Linked DNA regions of Homo sapiens: region 2 is linked to region 1. A link is an interaction called in ENCODE POLR2A ChIA-PET data of the cell type or tissue named here. Cell type or tissue: MCF 10A. All regions are shown on one strand. Links, peaks and the distances in the headings refer to the core of each region. The heading gives the core; the rest is flanking DNA. Region 1 has its middle 21 kb from the start of ZSCAN30. Region 2 has its middle 35 kb from the start of ZNF397.

Evidence for each region. Peaks named below come from ENCODE experiments on the same cell type or tissue, not always from the same donor. Only the 100,000 strongest peaks of a DNase experiment are listed, where the experiment ranks them.
Region 2: POLR2A ChIA-PET joins it to region 1 with 5 read pairs; 2 of 35 experiments call an interaction of 5 or more read pairs at or near these places.

What each region holds. Positions count from the first base shown.
Region 1 is chr18:35,307,327-35,315,662 of GRCh38, forward strand. It overlaps the pseudogene ZNF271P. Among named protein-coding and RNA genes, the nearest start is that of ZSCAN30, 21 kb to the left of the region's middle. In MCF 10A, for the core only: no CTCF peak of the experiment used is centred there; a DNase peak (open chromatin) is centred at 4,375.
Region 2 is chr18:35,201,490-35,209,825 of GRCh38, forward strand. No RefSeq gene overlaps it. Among named protein-coding and RNA genes, the nearest start is that of ZNF397, 35 kb to the right of the region's middle. RefSeq lists enhancers at 3,984-4,597, 4,598-5,210. In MCF 10A, for the core only: no CTCF peak of the experiment used is centred there; no DNase peak of the experiment used is centred there.

The DNA of each region.
Region 1 (8,336 bases), core at 272-8,271:
CTGACCTTATTCTTCATCAGAGAATTCACACTGGAGAAAAACTATTATCTGTGCACACAGTGCAGCAAAAGTTTCAGTCAGATCTCAGACCTCATTAAACACCAGAGAATCCACACTGGGGAAAAACCATATAAATGCAGTGAGTGCAGGAAGGCTTTCAGTCAGTGCTCAGCTCTTACCCTACACCAGAGAATCCACACTGGGAAGAAACCAAATCCATGTGATGAGTGTGGCAAAAGCTTTAGTCGGCGTTCTGATCTCATTAACCATCAAAAAATACACACTGGTGAAAAGCCGTATAAGTGTGATGCATGTGGGAAAGCCTTCAGCACATGTACTGATCTTATTGAACACCAGAAAACCCATGCTGAGGAGAAACCCTACCAGTGTGTTCAGTGCAGCAGAAGTTGTAGCCAACTCTCTGAACTTACTATTCATGAGGAAGTCCATTGTGGAGAAGACAGTCAAAATGTGATGAATGTGAGAAAACCTTTAGTGTGTACACCAACTCTATTCAGTACCAGAGACACTGTACCAGAAAAAAATCTAATGAATGCTGTTGATTATTGATGAGTATGAAAAAGGTTTTAATCAGTGTTCAACTCTTATGCTACATTAAAACCACACTGGATCCGGATACGTATGGTGGCTCACGCCTGTAATCCCAACACTTTGGGAGGCAGATGTGGAAGCATCATTTGAGCCCAGGAGTTTGAGGCTGCAGTGAGCTATGATTCCACCATTGCACTCCAGTCTGGGCAACAGAGCAAGACCCTGTCTATTTAAAAAAAAAAAAAAACCACCAATACCACATGGGAGAAAACATTAATTCAGTTTTTGTAATGAAAGGTTAACTCAGAGCTCAGACATTACTAAAATTAAGAAAAATTCTCCAGCCTGACCAACATGGTGAAACCCTGTCTCTACCAAAAAATAAAAAATAATTAGCTGGGCATGGTGGCAGGCGCCTGTAGTCCCAGCTATTCGGGAGGCTGAGGCATGAGAATCACTTGAACCTGGGAGGTGGGGGTTGCAGGGAGCCGAGATCTGCCACTGCATTCCAGCCTGGGCAACAGAGTGAGACTCTCTCAAAAAAAAAAAAAAAAGAAAAAAAAACTCTGAGGAAGAGTCCTGCGAGTTGTGGGAAAACCTTCAAAGTGAAAAACATTTTTACTGAATGTCAGTATACCACAATAGAAACAAATTTCTATCTTTTCTATAAGGTTGGAAAAGCTCTAGTCTTATTCAGACATAACCTACAGGAAGAGAGTTGTATTATTGTAAGAGATCTAATGCAGAACTTATCAGATATTGTAAAAATCAGTGTGGGAGGTATTCAGTCAAAAGTCAGAAGGAAATGTATTATCGTTATAATTTCAAACCTTAAGAAAGCCTAAATTACCAATTGCATATCAAATTTTTTTGATAATGTAAGGAAAACTTAAATCCCCTCCATATCCTAATTGGCATTTATAATAATATGACACTTAACCCTGACAGCTAGAGTCTTACTTTATGCTAATGCTAGATATCTATTTTTAAATTCCACGTGTGTAAACATGCTATACTCTTCTGATATTAAACTTACTAAGTACATAATTCCAGTGCCCCCTTTTCTCAGAATTTTTTTTTGTTTTTAATTTTGGGGGGTATAGTTTTGGTTTTCCTAGTGCACATTAGTTTGTGCAAGTTCTTGCAATGTTCACAGCAAATATAGATTTATTTTGCTTTGAATAATGCAGCCCATAAACTTTATTGGTTTGAAAGTTCTTCACTACCATTTAATCACAGCTTCTAAACATGTGAAACAGGATCTTTAAAAAAATTTTCCATATGTCAAAGTGTAGAGATGTTTCTAGCAGCATTTATCTTGTCATCTATAGATTGAACAAAAAGTGGTAGCTGTGAAATTGTGATTTATAATAAATACATATTTGGTCTTCATCCCCTGGTACAGAGCTTCTAAGACCCTTGAAATTTCCTGAGTGGTAAGAGTAATTAGGATGACAAGCCCCTTTAACCACACCTGAGTTTATGTTAATGGGATTACTTTTGGAAAGACAGAACCACAGGATGGGGGCTAGTTGCCTCGAGAACCAACCATGTGATTAGAGGGTTGGAACTTTCAGATCAACCCCACCCTACCTTGACCTCTGAGAGGAGAGAGGCTGGAGACTGAATTCAGTCACCAGTGGCCAGTGATTTAATCATTCATGCCTACGTGATGTAGCCTTCATAAAAAACTGAAGGACAGGATTCAGAGAGCTTCCAGGTTGAACTTGTTGAGGTACTAGGAGGGTGGTGTACCTAGGGAGGGCATGGAAGCTCAGTGTTCTTCCCACACACCTTGCCTTATGCATCTCTTTCATCTGGCTGATCCTTAGTTGTGTTCTTTTACAAGAATCTAGTAAATAAACTTTTCCTACATTCTATGAGTCATTCTAGCTAATGCTGAAACTCAAAGAGGGGATTGTAGGAACCTTGGATTTATAGCCAGTTGGTCAGAAGCACCAGTGAAAACATGGACATGAGATTGGTGTCCAAAACTGACACAATTGGTGTCAGTTGTAGAACTGAGCCCTTAACCTGAAGCATCTATGTTGATCTGATTCCAGGTAGATAGCTTCAAAATTTAATTACAGGCACTTAGTGGGTGTCCACAGAAAATTGGAGAATTGTTTGGTTTGGGGAAACCTCATACACATCTGGTGTCAGAAATGTTGTGAGTATAGAGAAGACAATAAGTTTTTCCTATACAGTAGCTAAAGTACCTACATCATTAATTTGTATAGTATATTCTGTGTAAAAATAAGACTTTCTGATATTTTTTTCAAGTGGCAACATTTATCAGACTTTTTTGATTTCTGACATACATACTGAAAACAGGCAACATACATGCAAAGTTTTCCACTGAAAAATAGAAATAGTTTGAAAAAATAAAAAATTCAAATTGTCTTTCTGGTATTAACAATTTGATAAGTTCTGCTACTAAAAGTACTACAAAGTTGTTTCCTTTGATTATCCCCTATAATTGTCTAATTAATATTTTAATTTAGCAGACATTGTTAAATTCTATTCCTTAGGAGTGTAATGCTAAGGCAAGGCCTTTTGGGAGGTTTTGTAGTACATTAAAAGAATATACTATCTCTTCCAATGAAGTGTATATTGTATAGTGATAGAGACTAATATGTACAGAAAACACATGGCTCAATGTAATCATAAAGGTAGGACATGCTTGTAAGAACTCAGAGGAGTCAAGGTTCAATTCTGATTAGAAAGAAAAGGGAGAGCTTTGTGGAACTCCTGAAGTTTGAGCCTTGAAGGATGGGAATAGAGGCATAAAGGCAGGGAGGGAATAATCAACAAAGGCACAAAAGGAAGTGCAAGAAATGTGGAGCATGGTGGTTATCATTTATTCAATAAATATTCAGTGTCAGGCATTGTACTGGTTCCTGTTGAAGAGGGGTGAGGGAAGGGCCCCTGCCCTCAAGAAGCACACAAACAGTTACGATGCATTATGAAAATGCTTATTGAAACATACATTTCAAAGGGTAAGAATAATGTGGAAATGAAAATCAAGTGGGAAAGAAAAGGAGTGTGATGCTAAACAAGCAGACACTTTAATTTTCTGGGCTGTAGCTAATTATCTCTAAACAAAAGTACTTGGGGTGGTTAGACTAGATTTTATGTTTCTGCATTTTATTCTCAAAGTAATGAAAAGCCATTAAGGTCCTTGAATGATCTTCCTGCTTTAAAAAGAGTTTCAGATTAAAAGGGGGAGAGAAACAACAGAAAGGAAACCCATTTTTAAAGTCTGGAAATAAAATCATGAGGTCCAGAAGTAGAGGAGCTAAAAGGCATTGACATGCTGATAGGTTGAGAAGTGGGTAAGAGAAAGGTAAAATTTATTATCTGTTCTTTGGAGAATTTAAAAAGCAAAGAAGAAAAAACAGGGTGGTCTCCAAATTTATTTCTGAAGTTTAGCTATCTCTCCTGAGAATACATTTTGAGAGCCTACTACACATTTCTCTATTTAGTGTCCTACGGGTAAACTGAAATTCATGAACTTAACACACACACACACACACACACACACATACATGATTTCTTCCTCCAGAATTCCCTATCTTTATGAATTACACTACTAAACACCTTGTCATCCACATAAAATAACTGGTAATCAACCTACACTCCTGACCTCCAGTTTTCCAAATCTGGTTGCTTACTAGGTCTTAGAAGTGAGTTGCAAAATTGCAAAATTCAAACAACTGTCAAGAATATAGAGTGGAAGGGAAATACAGAGAATTGGGCCTGACACTTTATGTCGGTTGATTCTTCCAGGCATTTGCTGATTCTTGAACTGACAGGGCAAAGGGCCAAGAAATCTATTCAAAGAATGCTGGAAGGTTAAATGAAACTCAGCTGACTCATGCTAGGGAATAAAAATTAGAGTATAAATTGCGCCAAGTAGGTGGTGTCCTTGTGAACACCCCACATTCTCAATGTAAACATTATATGGCTACACCCCAAGAGAGGATAAAACCTGACCAAGTCTTAAAAAGACTGAATGCAATGTCAAGTAAGGTCAACCTTTTAGTGAACTAAGTTATCTTGCCCTAATCTGGCTGCCAGCTAGAAAAGAGGAAAGGGTGAATCCTCTCTGGAGGATGGCTATCCAGATTCTACAATTTTTCATGCACAGTATGTTCAATCAAAAATTACCAAAACCATTAGAATCAGAAACATCAATATGAATTCATACATTTTATGCACACACAGGTGGATTACGCAGAAACAATTATAGAACATACCTCTATACATATGTTATGCATACATACACTACCTAGCTCTTTGAGAGGATCTAGAAGAAATGACACCCAAGCATCAATGAGCATAACTAGATCTTGGTTTCTAAATAGCATTCTCCAAATAAAAGGAACCAGGGCTCCTTTGAGAAATGACTGGTTGTAGGGCTAGGGCAGGGAAAACTCAAGATGAGCCTAGAGCATCTTGTAGTACAGAAAGTAGGTAAGAGTTCAAAAAACAAAAGGATAGGGGCATGTCAAAGGAACATAGGAGACAAACTGAAGGAGTTCCCAAGGCCAAATAAGCATACATGCATCCATACTGATAACATAGGTATGGGAGAAGAGACAACTCTTCCTTATGGAAAAATTCCAAATTATATATTTAGATTCCTCCTCCAGAGGAAGCTGGAACTGTTGACCTACTTCCAAAGAATAGAGTATGGAAAAGGAAAAACTAACTACAGTGGAGAAATCTGACAAAAACTATCATAAGGCAGGGCTTGTCAACCTTAGCACTATTGACATTTTGGGGCACATAATTTTTTGCTGTGGGGAGCCGTCCTGTGGACTTATTGGACATTTGATACTATCCTTGGCCTCTATCCACCAGATACCAGTGGCAACCCTCCCCCAGTTACGACAGTCAGCCAAAAATGTCTCCAGCCACTGCCAAATGTCACCTGACGGGCTTCTCACCTGCCTAAGATGCACCACCTAAAGGGTAACATCACCAGTGAGTGATGTTATGTGAATATTATGTACCACTTGGTATGATGTTACAAGAAAGTCACTTCAAATTGTAGTATTCTTTTTAAAAACCTATAATCCCCAAATTAACTAAAATTAGAAATAAAAGAGGGCATGTTACTGCTGTAATTTCAGAAATAAAAAGGATTAGAAGAAACTGCTAGGAATAATTGTACACCACAAATTGGATAACCTAGATGAAATAGACAAGATCCTAGAAACACACAGCCTACCAATGAATTGTGAAAAAGTAGAAAATCTGAATAGAACTATGGCTAGTAAGATTAAATCAGTAATCAAATACCTACCAAAAAAATAGCCCAGGACCAGGTGGCTTCACTGGTGAATTCTATCAAAGAAGTAACACTGGCTGGGCGTGGTGGCTCACGCCTATAATCCCAGCACTTTGGGAGGCCGAGGCGGGCGGATCACAAGGTCAGGAGATCAAGACCATCCTGGCTAACACGGTGAAACCCCGCCTCTACTAAAAATACAAAAAAAAAAAAAAAAAAAAAAAAATTAGCCAGGCGTGGCAACATGCGCCTGTAGTCCCAGCTACTCAGGAGGCTGAGGCAGGAGAATGGCGTGAACCTGGGAGGCGGAGCTTACAGTGAGCCGAGATCGCGCCACTGCACTCCAGCCTGGGCGACAGAGTGAGACTGTCTCAAAAAAAGAAGTAACACCAACTTTTATTAAATTCCTACAAAATATTACAAAGGAAGGAACAATTCCAAATTCATTTTATGAAGCCAGCATTAATCTGACACCACGCCAGACAAAGACACTACAAGAAAGCTACAGACCAATGTCCCCTATAAATAATCCTCAACAAAATTCTAGAAAACACAATCCAACAATGCTTTAAAATAATTATACACCATGTCCAGGTAAGATTTATTTTTGAAATTCAGAATGATTCAACATACAAAAATCAATCAATGTACTACATCACAGTAACAGAATGAAGGAAAAAAGTGTGATTAACTCGACTGATGCAAAAAAGCTGACAAAATTCAATGCTTTTATGATACACTCAACAAACAAGGAGTATAAGGAAACTACCTCAGTATAATAAAGGCCATATTTAAAAAAAAAAAAACTACAGTGAGCATCATAATGGTAAAAGACTGAAAGCTTTTTCTCTAAGAGAAACAATATGCCTGCTTTCACCACTTCAACATAATACTGGAAGTCCTAGGCAGATCAGTTTGGCAAATAAAAAATAAAAGACATCCAAATTGGAAAGGAGGAAGTAAAATTATCTCTATTTGCAGATGACATAATCTTATATGCAAAAAACCCTTAAGATCACACACACACACACACACACACACACACACACACACGAACTAATAAGTGAATTCAGCCAAGTTGCAGGATACAAAATCAACACCCAAAAATCAGTTACATTTCTATATACTGACAATCTACAATCTAAAAAGGAAATGAAGAAAACAATTTCATTTACAATACCATCAAAAAGACTAAAATACTTAGCAATAAACTTAACCAAGTAAGTGAATGACTTGTTCCCTGAAAACTACAAAACATTGCTGGAAAATGCGAAAGAAGGCACATATAATTGGGAAGATACCCTATGTTCAGTCTACCCAAAGAAATCTACAGATTCAGTGCAATCCCTATTAAAATTCCAGTGACAAGTTTTGCATTAATAGAAAAACTAATTCTAAAACTTGTATGGAACGTAAAGGGATCTCAATTAGCCAGAACAATCCTGAGAAGCAATAAAGTTGGAGGTCTCACACTGCTGATTTCAAAACTTACTATAGCCAGGCATGGTGATGCGTACCTATAGTCCAAGCTACTCAGGAGGCTGAGGTAGGAGGATCCCTTGAGCCTGGAAGTTTGAGAACAGCCTGGTCAACAGAGTGAGACCCAGTCTTTGAAAAAAAAAAAAAAAAAAAACTTAGTACAAAGCCACAGTAATCAAAATAGTGTGGTACTGGCATAAAGACAGACACTTGAGGAAGACAAGAAACTTTTAATTTGAGGAATGTGAACTTCCTTTAAATTATCAGGCCCAAATAGACATTGAAATGTGACAGTAGTCACCTTTTACTCCACGCTTGAGCTGACTATTTCTAACCTACCTGCTATAGGGACTCTAGACTGTCACCACCAAGTAGCCATAAACCTAACAATGCCTTACGCTGGACACCATAGCTCATACCCTGTAGTTCAACAATGTATAGCTAATCACTAATCAGTGTTATTTCTGTAAACCAATGACAATTCCTGAAACTTTTGTAAATTGCTTTCTCTTTTGATTCATCCTTTTCTTTTTACTTTAAAAGACTCAAGACTCTCCTTTGCTCTCTGAAGCACTTCCCAGTGGTTCCCAAATTCCAGTCCTCAACCTTGGCCAAAATATACTCTTTACATTAATTTTCCCTCATTTTCTTCCTTCAGGTCAATACACATAGACCAATGAAATATAATAGAGAGCCTAGAAATAAACCCTCCCATATATGATGAAATGATTTTTGACAAGGGTGTCAAGACCATCCAATGAGGAAAGGACTATTTTCTCAACAAATAGAATTGGGAAAACTGCATATTCACATGCAAAAGAATGAAGTTTGACCCTTACATTGTACCATATACAAAATTTAACAACAAAAAAAAAAAGATCAAAGACCTAAACATGAGAGCTAAAAATATAAAGCTCTTACAAGAAAACAGGGGAAAACCTTCATGACATTGGATTTTTCAATGATTTTATTGGATATGACAGTAAAAGCACAGGCAACAACAAAACCC
Region 2 (8,336 bases), core at 97-8,096, 110 kb before region 1:
TTCTAAATAACCAGTCCTTGTAAACTATAGAATAGTAACTTTTTTCTTTTCCCTCAAATGATTTAACCAAATGGAACAATAAATAAACCCATATTCCATGCCAGATAAAATTAAACTGTGGTTCACCTAAAGATCAAGCTTAGGCTAATTAGTAAAAGGGGCCAGACCAGACGGTGATAACCAGCCCGACGGAAAGAGAAGCACATGATTAAGCAAACAGATGGCCACTTGCAATTTAATGAGCAGACACTTTGATTTGGTTTGATGGCCCAACTAGGGAAGGCCTTTAGCTTAAGCTTTTCCCTTGAGAGCGCTGTATGGCTGGACTCCAGTGATTTGTTCAGGTTTGAGCCCTTTTCCTCCCAGAAATGGCTTCCACAATTCATAAAAAGCTTACTGTTTATATCAAACAAGCACAGACCAGGGCTCCACACTCCTTTAGATGGCATGCTAACTTACTCTTCACTTCTGGCCTCCGGAAAAAGCCCAGTGGAAGGAAAAAAAAAATGCTTTTTCATCTTCCAGTGATCTTGTTTAAAAAAAAAAAGATTCCACAAAACTATATCTTACTTAAATCATTTCAAGACCCACCTTAAGTCAGTGTTAGCAAAAATTTGTTGACAGCCATATGAAGGTAGAATCAGGCCACGGGATAAGGCCCAAGGATAGAAGTGGATGAATTCAGGAGAGAGAAACAAGGTACAGATTTAAGAAGGGGCCAGAAACATGCCTTCATGTATTTCTTAATTTTGTTTAAAATGAGCACATCCTGTACCATTTATGATCAGCTCCAAAAGGTCTTCCCTGGAGCGAACTGTCCATACAAATAAAAAAATGCCTGTTTATTAAATTGCAAGTGGCTATCATATATAATAGAAATTCCAAACAAAGTCATAGATATTTCTGACAAGGTATAAGCAGAATATATACACCTTTTTAAGTATACTTTTTAATATACTTTTTAAGTATATTCTCTTTCATGTAAACATTTATAAAAACCAGGTGAAGAAACAAATGTGTAGAAAAGGAATTATGGCTCAGTCCAGCTATGAATTTTTCAAGGGGTTGCAGCTCAAAAAGTATTTAAATAAATAAAAACTGGTGGTTTTTAAAGTTAGTCTGAAGTTACTGCCATAGTCTCTTGGGTTTTGTTTTTGTTTTTGTTTTCTAGATTTATATATATACAAAGCTAGGGAATGTAAAGAATATAATACATATTATAATATATAATATAATATATAATAAAATATATATTGTATTCTTTTTCTAGCTTTATATATGTACATGTGTTACATATTTATATATGAACATATATAAAGCTAGAAAAGGAATATATATTTAACTGTATATATAAAATAAATATATGAAATAATATAATACATACATAATATATATTTAATCATACACATATATATATTTCTCTGTATTAATTCCCCTTAAAAACCAAAATTTTCCAAATTATTTCTCCCAGAGTCAATATCCTTTTCATTCACAGCAAGTTCTAAGTTGAAGACTTACAAATTAACACTCAAACATTTTTTTCCCAAATAACTTCACAAACATGTTAAACAGGAAAAGGAAGTTAGAGTTAGGAATTGTGAGGCTATAAGAATTTTTCTTTCCTAAAGGATTGGATATGACTGCCAACAATTCCGTGGTTTTAGCTGCTTTCAAAAAAAGGAATGTGATAATAGCTCCTGGGTGGAATAATTTTGGCTGCACTTGATTAAATCTAAGCTTAAAACTTACAGAGAACAGCTTGGACTGCATTTCTTTTTTTTTTTTTTTAAGAAACAGCATTGCATTTCATTTTACTGTGTCTTTGCCAGATTTGGGCCTTTGGGGAGTCTGGCACTAGATTAGACACTAACAAAGCGAGCTGTAATACCCTGGGTAATATGAGTTACATAACTCCAATCAACACTAATGAGTGTGTGTCTCTCTAAAACCCTGCACGTGTAATTTTGGAAAGGAGTCCTAAATGATTTTAAGGCCCCTTCCTTTCACAAAGCGCTATCTTATTCAGCTCCCAGAAAGTAATCATTCCAAAAAGCACTAGGCATACCCAGCTGGTATTTTTGTTTGTATTCTATTGTCTTTTTCTTTTGGTAAATAAATCATCTTCATTCCCTAGAAAAGCATCTACATTTTGCATCCAATATCTTAAACTTTGTTCTTGACATTTTTCTGGTGACTTCAAGACACATGATTTTAACACCACCAGTGAGAATTTTCGAATACTTGAAAAAAATCAACTATATATTAGAGAGCTCCTCAACTCTTTGTTTTTCAAATTCTAATACAAATAATATTCAATACTAAATATTGTTCTATTAGTTTCTGGGTCCAGTACAAGATGGATTCCTCCCCACTCCTTCTGCTAAGTATGGCTAGAATCTCTGGATATTATATATTAAATACACATAAAAAGACTCTGAAAGGTAGAACAAAAAAAAGCAGCCTGTCTATGGACCACATGATCCAAGAAAGATGCAGTGATAAGTTTCTTGGGTTTTCTTTTTCTTCACGTATTCCAGACGTGGAGCTGGAAAAGCCAGCAGCTTAGAAATACCAAACATCCCAGAAAAAAACAAACAAAATCTCTCAAGAAAAGCAAGCACTCTCTAGCCAAAAGACCTAGAAGAAGCAGCCTAGAAGGAGAGAAAACTTTTTTGGACAATAACTCTCAACTCCAACCAAACACCATGAAAAAAAAATGTGAACCCCACCAAGCTCCATTAGCAAAGGCCAAAGGGCAAATGGGAAGCCTACACTTCCATCTGCATCCAGCTGTAATAAGGTATCACTCCCTCTGCCAAGCCTGTGTCAGAGAAGAACAAGTGGGGAGCTGGGACTTTCATCCCTGCTTGACAGTAACAAGGTACTCTTCTCTCTACTCAGGTAGTTTCAGAGAAGGCTGAATGAAAAGCCTGGACTTTCACCAGCACCCAGAGTTGATGACACCCCCAACAATACAGCATCAGTGGAGGCCACCTGGAGAACAGTAACAAGATGCCCTTCCCTGTCCCAGCCAGCGTGGTGTCAGCAGAGGTCTAGCAAGAAGACTGAACTCCCATCTCTATCCAGCAGTAACAAGGCAGCCTCTCCATCCTGGGTGTCAACAAATGCCAAGTGAGGAACCTGGACTCCAACTCCAATATGGCAGTAACAAGGTGGTACTACTCTTGCCCCACCAGTGTGGATTCATAGGAGGCCTGCTGAAAATACAAGATTTAAATAGGATCCAGAGTAGTCTCATAAAAAAATACCTAATATGTGCTGGATATAATTGAAAACTCACTCAACATACCAAGAACCAGGAAAATCTCAACTTGAATGGGAAAAGATAATCAATAGTCACTGACACCAAGATGATACAAATGTTGGAATTATCTGACGAGAATTTTAAAACAGCCATCACAAAAATGGCTAAGAACCCACTTGAAACAAATGAAAAATACAAATGAAATAAAGCAAGTCTCAGCAAAGAAACAGAAGATATAAAGGAGAACAAAATGGGAATTTTAGATCTGAAAAATATAATAACAAAAATTTTAAAACTTACCAGATGGAATGAACAGCAGAATGGAGAAGACAGATTAAAGAATCAGTGAATTTGAAGATAGAGCAATAGAAATGACCAATTTACCAATCTGAACAACAGAGAAAAAACAGACTGAGAAAAAGATGAAGCAAATTTAAGAATTTGTGGGACTATAACAAAAGATCTAACATTCATGCAACGGTGGTCTGAGAAGGAGAGAGAAAAAAGGGCAGAACTGAAAAGGTAGTTTTTAAATGTATGCCTAAAAATTTCCCAAAGTTGGCAAAAGACATAAACCTACAGATTCAAGAATGTAAATAAACTGTAAACAGAATAAACACAAAGAAATCTACACCATGACACAGAATGGTCAAACTGAAAACTAAAGATAAAGAAGAAAGTCTTGAAAGCAATTACAGGAGAAAACATCTTACCTATTTTGGGTGGTGAATGGAAGGTGGTGGAAGAAACAGTTTCATTGACAGCAGATTTATCATGAGAAACCATGGAGGCCAGAAGGAAATGGCACAATATTTTTCAAATGCTGAAAGAAAAAAACCCCTTATCTAGTAAAAATATCCTTCAAGAATGAACAAGAAATCAAGATAGTCTCGGATGAAAGAAAAGTAAGAGAACTTATTGTTAGCAAACCTTCTCTAAAAGAATAGCCAAAGTTTTTGAAACAGAACAGAAATGATAAAAGGTATCTTGAACATCAAAAAGTAAGAACAAGAAAAGTAAAAATTGGGGGAGGAGCCAAGATGGCGGAATAGGAACAGCTCCGGTCTACAGCTCCCAGCGGGAGCGATGCAGAAGATGGGTGATTTCTGCATTTCCATCTGAGGTACTGGGTTCATCTCACTAGGGAGTGCCAGACAGTGGGCGCAGGCCAGTGGGTGCGCGCACCGTGCGCGAGCTGGGGCAGGGCGAGGCATTGCCTCACCTGGGAAGCGCAAGGGGTCAGGGAGTTCCCTTTCCGAGTCAAAGAAAGGGGTGACGGACGCACCTGGAAAATCGGGTCACTCCCACCAGAATATTGCGCTTTTCAGACCGGCTTAAAAAACGGCGCACCACGAGACTATATCCCACACCTGGCTCAGAGGGTCCTACGCCCACGGAATCTCGCTGATTGCTAGCACAGCAGTCTGAGATCAAACTGCAAGGCGGCAGCGAGGCTGGGGGAGGGGTGCCCGCCATTGCCCAGGCTTGCTTAGGTAAACAAAGCAGCCGGGAAGCTGGACTGGGTGGAGCCCACCACAGCTCAAGGAGGCCTGCCTGCCTCTGTAGGCTCCACCTCTGGGGGCAGGGCACAGACAAACAAAAAGACAGCAGTAACCTCTGCAGACTTAAATGTCCCTGTCTGACAGCTTTGAAGAGAGCAGTGGTTCTCCCAGCACGCAGCTGGAGATCTGAGAACGGGCAGACTGCCTCCTCAAGTGGGTCCCTGACCCCTGACCCCCGAGCAGCCTAACTGGGAGGCACCCCCCAGCAGGGGCACACTGACACCTCACACTGCAGGGTATTCCAACAGACTTGCAGCTGAGGGTCCTGTCTGTTAGACGGAAAACTAACAAACAGAAAGGACATCCACACCGAAAACCCATCTGTACATCACCATCATCAAAGACCAAAAGTAGATAAAACCACAAAGATGGGGAAAAAACAGAACAGATAAACTGGAAACTCTAAAACGCAGAGCACCTCTCCTCCTCCAAAGGAACGCAGTTCCTCACCAGCAACGGAACAAAGCTGGATGGAGAATGATTTTGACGAGCTGAGAGAAGAAGGCTTCAGACGATCAAATTACTCTGAGCTACGGGAGGACATTCAAACCAAAGGCAAAGAAGTTGAAAACTTTCAAAAAAATTTAGAAGAATGTATAACTAGAATAACCAATACAGAGAAGTGCTTAAAGGAGCTGATGGAGCTGAAAACCAAGGCTCGAGAACTACGTGAAGAATGCAGAAGCCTCAGGAGCCGACGCGATCAACTGGAAGAAAGGGTATCAGCAATGGAAGATGAAATGAATGAAATGAAGTGAGAAGGGAAGTTTAGAGAAAAAAGAATAAAAAGAAATGAGCAAAGCCTCCAAGAAATATGGGACTATGTGAAAAGACCAAATCTACGTCTGATTGGTGTACCTGAAAGTGATGCGGAGAATGGAACCAAGTTGGAAAACACTCTGCAGGATATTATCCAGGAGAACTTCCCCAATCTAGCAAGGCAGGCCAACGTTCAGATTCAGGAAATACAGAGAACGCCACAAAGATACTCCTCGAGAAGAGCAACTCCAAGACACATAATTGTCAGATTCACCAAAGTTGAAATGAAGGAAAAAATGTTAAGGGCAGCCAGAGAGAAAGGTCGGGTTACCCTCAAAGGGAAGCCCATCAGACTAACAGCGGATCTCTCGGCAGAAACTCTACAAGCCAGAAGAGAGTGGGGGCCAATATTCAACATTCTTAAAGAAAAGAATTTTCAACCCAGAATTTCATATCCAGCCAAACTAAGCTTCATAAGTGAAGGAGAAATAAAATACTTTACAGACAAGCAAATGCTGAGAGATTTTGTCACTACCAGGCCTGCCCTAAAAGAGCTCCTGAAGGAAGCACTAAACATGGAAAGGAACAACTGGTACCAGCTGCTGCAAAATCATGCCAAAATGTAAAGACCATCGAGGCTAGGAAGAAACTGCATCAGCTAACGAGCAAAATCACCAGCTAACATCATAATGACAGGATCAAATTCACACATAACAATATTAACTTTAAATGTCAATGGACTAAATTCTCCAATTAAAAAACACAGACTGGCAAGTTGGATAAAGAGTCAAGACCCATCAGTGTGCTGTATTCAGGAAACCCATCTCACGTGCAGAGACACACATAGGCTCAAAATAAAAGGATGGAGGAAGATCTACCAAGCAAATGGAAAACAAAAAAAGGCAGGGGTTGCAATCCTAGTCTCTGATAAAACAGACTTTAAACCAACAAAGATCAAAAGAGACAAAGAAGGCCATTACATAATGGTAAAGGGATCAATTCAACAAGAGGAGCTAACTATCCTAAATATATATGCACCCAATACAGGAGCACCCAGATTCATAAAGCAAGTCCTGAATGACCTACAAAGAGACTTAGACTCCCACACATTAATAATGGGAGACTTTAACACCCCACTGTCAACATTAGACAGATCAACGAGACAGAAAGTCAACAAGGATACCCAGGAATTGAACTCAGCTCTGCACCAAGCAGACCTAATAGACATCTACAGAACTCTCCACCCCAAATCAACAGAATATACATTTTTTTCACCACCACACCACACCTATTCCAAAATTGACCACATAGTTGGAAGTAAAACTCTCCTCAGCAAATGTAAAACAACAGAAATTATAACAAACTATCTCTCAGACCACAGTGCAATCAAACTAGAACTCAGGATTAAGAATCTCACTCAAAGCCACTCAACTACATGGAAACTGAACAACCTGCTCCTGAATGACTACTGGGTACATAACGAAATGAAGGCAGAAATAAAGATGTTCTTTGAAACCAACGAGAACAAAGACACAACATACCAGAATCTCTGGGACGCATTCAAAGCAGTGTGTAGAGGGAAATTTATAGCACTAAATGCCCACAAGAGAAAGCAGGAAAGATCCAAAATTGACACCCTAACATCACAATTAAAAGAACTAGAAAAGCAAGAGCAAACACATTCAAAAGCTAGCAGAAGGCAAGAAATAACTAAAATCAGAGCAGAACTGAAGGAAATAGAGACACAAAAAACCCTTCAAAAAATCAATGAATCCAGGAGCTGGTTTTTTGAAAGGATCAACAAAATTGATAGACCACTAGCAAGACTAATAAAGAAAAAAAGAGAGAAGAATCAAATAGACACGATAAAAAATGATAAAGGGGATATCACCACTGATCCCACAGAAATACAAACTACCATCAGAGAATACTACAAACACCTCTACACAAATAAACTAGAAAATCTAGAAGAAATGGATACATTCCTCGACACATACACCCTCCAAAGACTAAACCAGGAAGAAGTTAAATCTCTGAATAGACCAATAACAGGAGCTGAAATTGTGGCAATAATCAATAGTTTACCAACCAAAAAGAGTCCAGGACCAGATGGATTCACAGCCGAATTCTACCAGAGGTACAAGGAGGAACTGGTACCATTCCTTCTGAAACTATTCCAATCAATAGAAAAAGAGGGAATCCTCCCTAACTCATTTTATGAGGCCAGCATCATTCTGATACCAAAGCCGGGCAGAGACACAACCAAAAAAGAGAATTTTAGACCAATATCCTTGATGAACATTGATGCAAAAATCCTCAATAAAATACTGGCAAACCGAATCCAGCAGCACATCAAAAAGCTTATCCACCATGATCAAGTGGGCTTCATCCCTGGGATGCAAGGCTGGTTCAATATATGCAAATCAATAAATGTAATCCAGCATATAAACAGAGCCAAAGACAAAAACCACATGATTATCTCAATAGATGCAGAAAAAGCCTTTGACAAAATTCAACAACCCTTCATGCTAAAAACTCTCAATAAATTAGGTATTGATGGGACGTGTTTCAAAATAATAAGAGCTATCTATGACAAACCCACAGCCAATATCATACTGAATGGGCAAAAACTGGAAGCATTCCCTTTGAAAACTGGCACAAGACAGGGATGCCCTCTCTCACCGCTCCTATTCAACATAGTGTTGGAAGTTCTGGCCAGGGCAATCAGGCAGGAGAAGGAAATAAAGGGT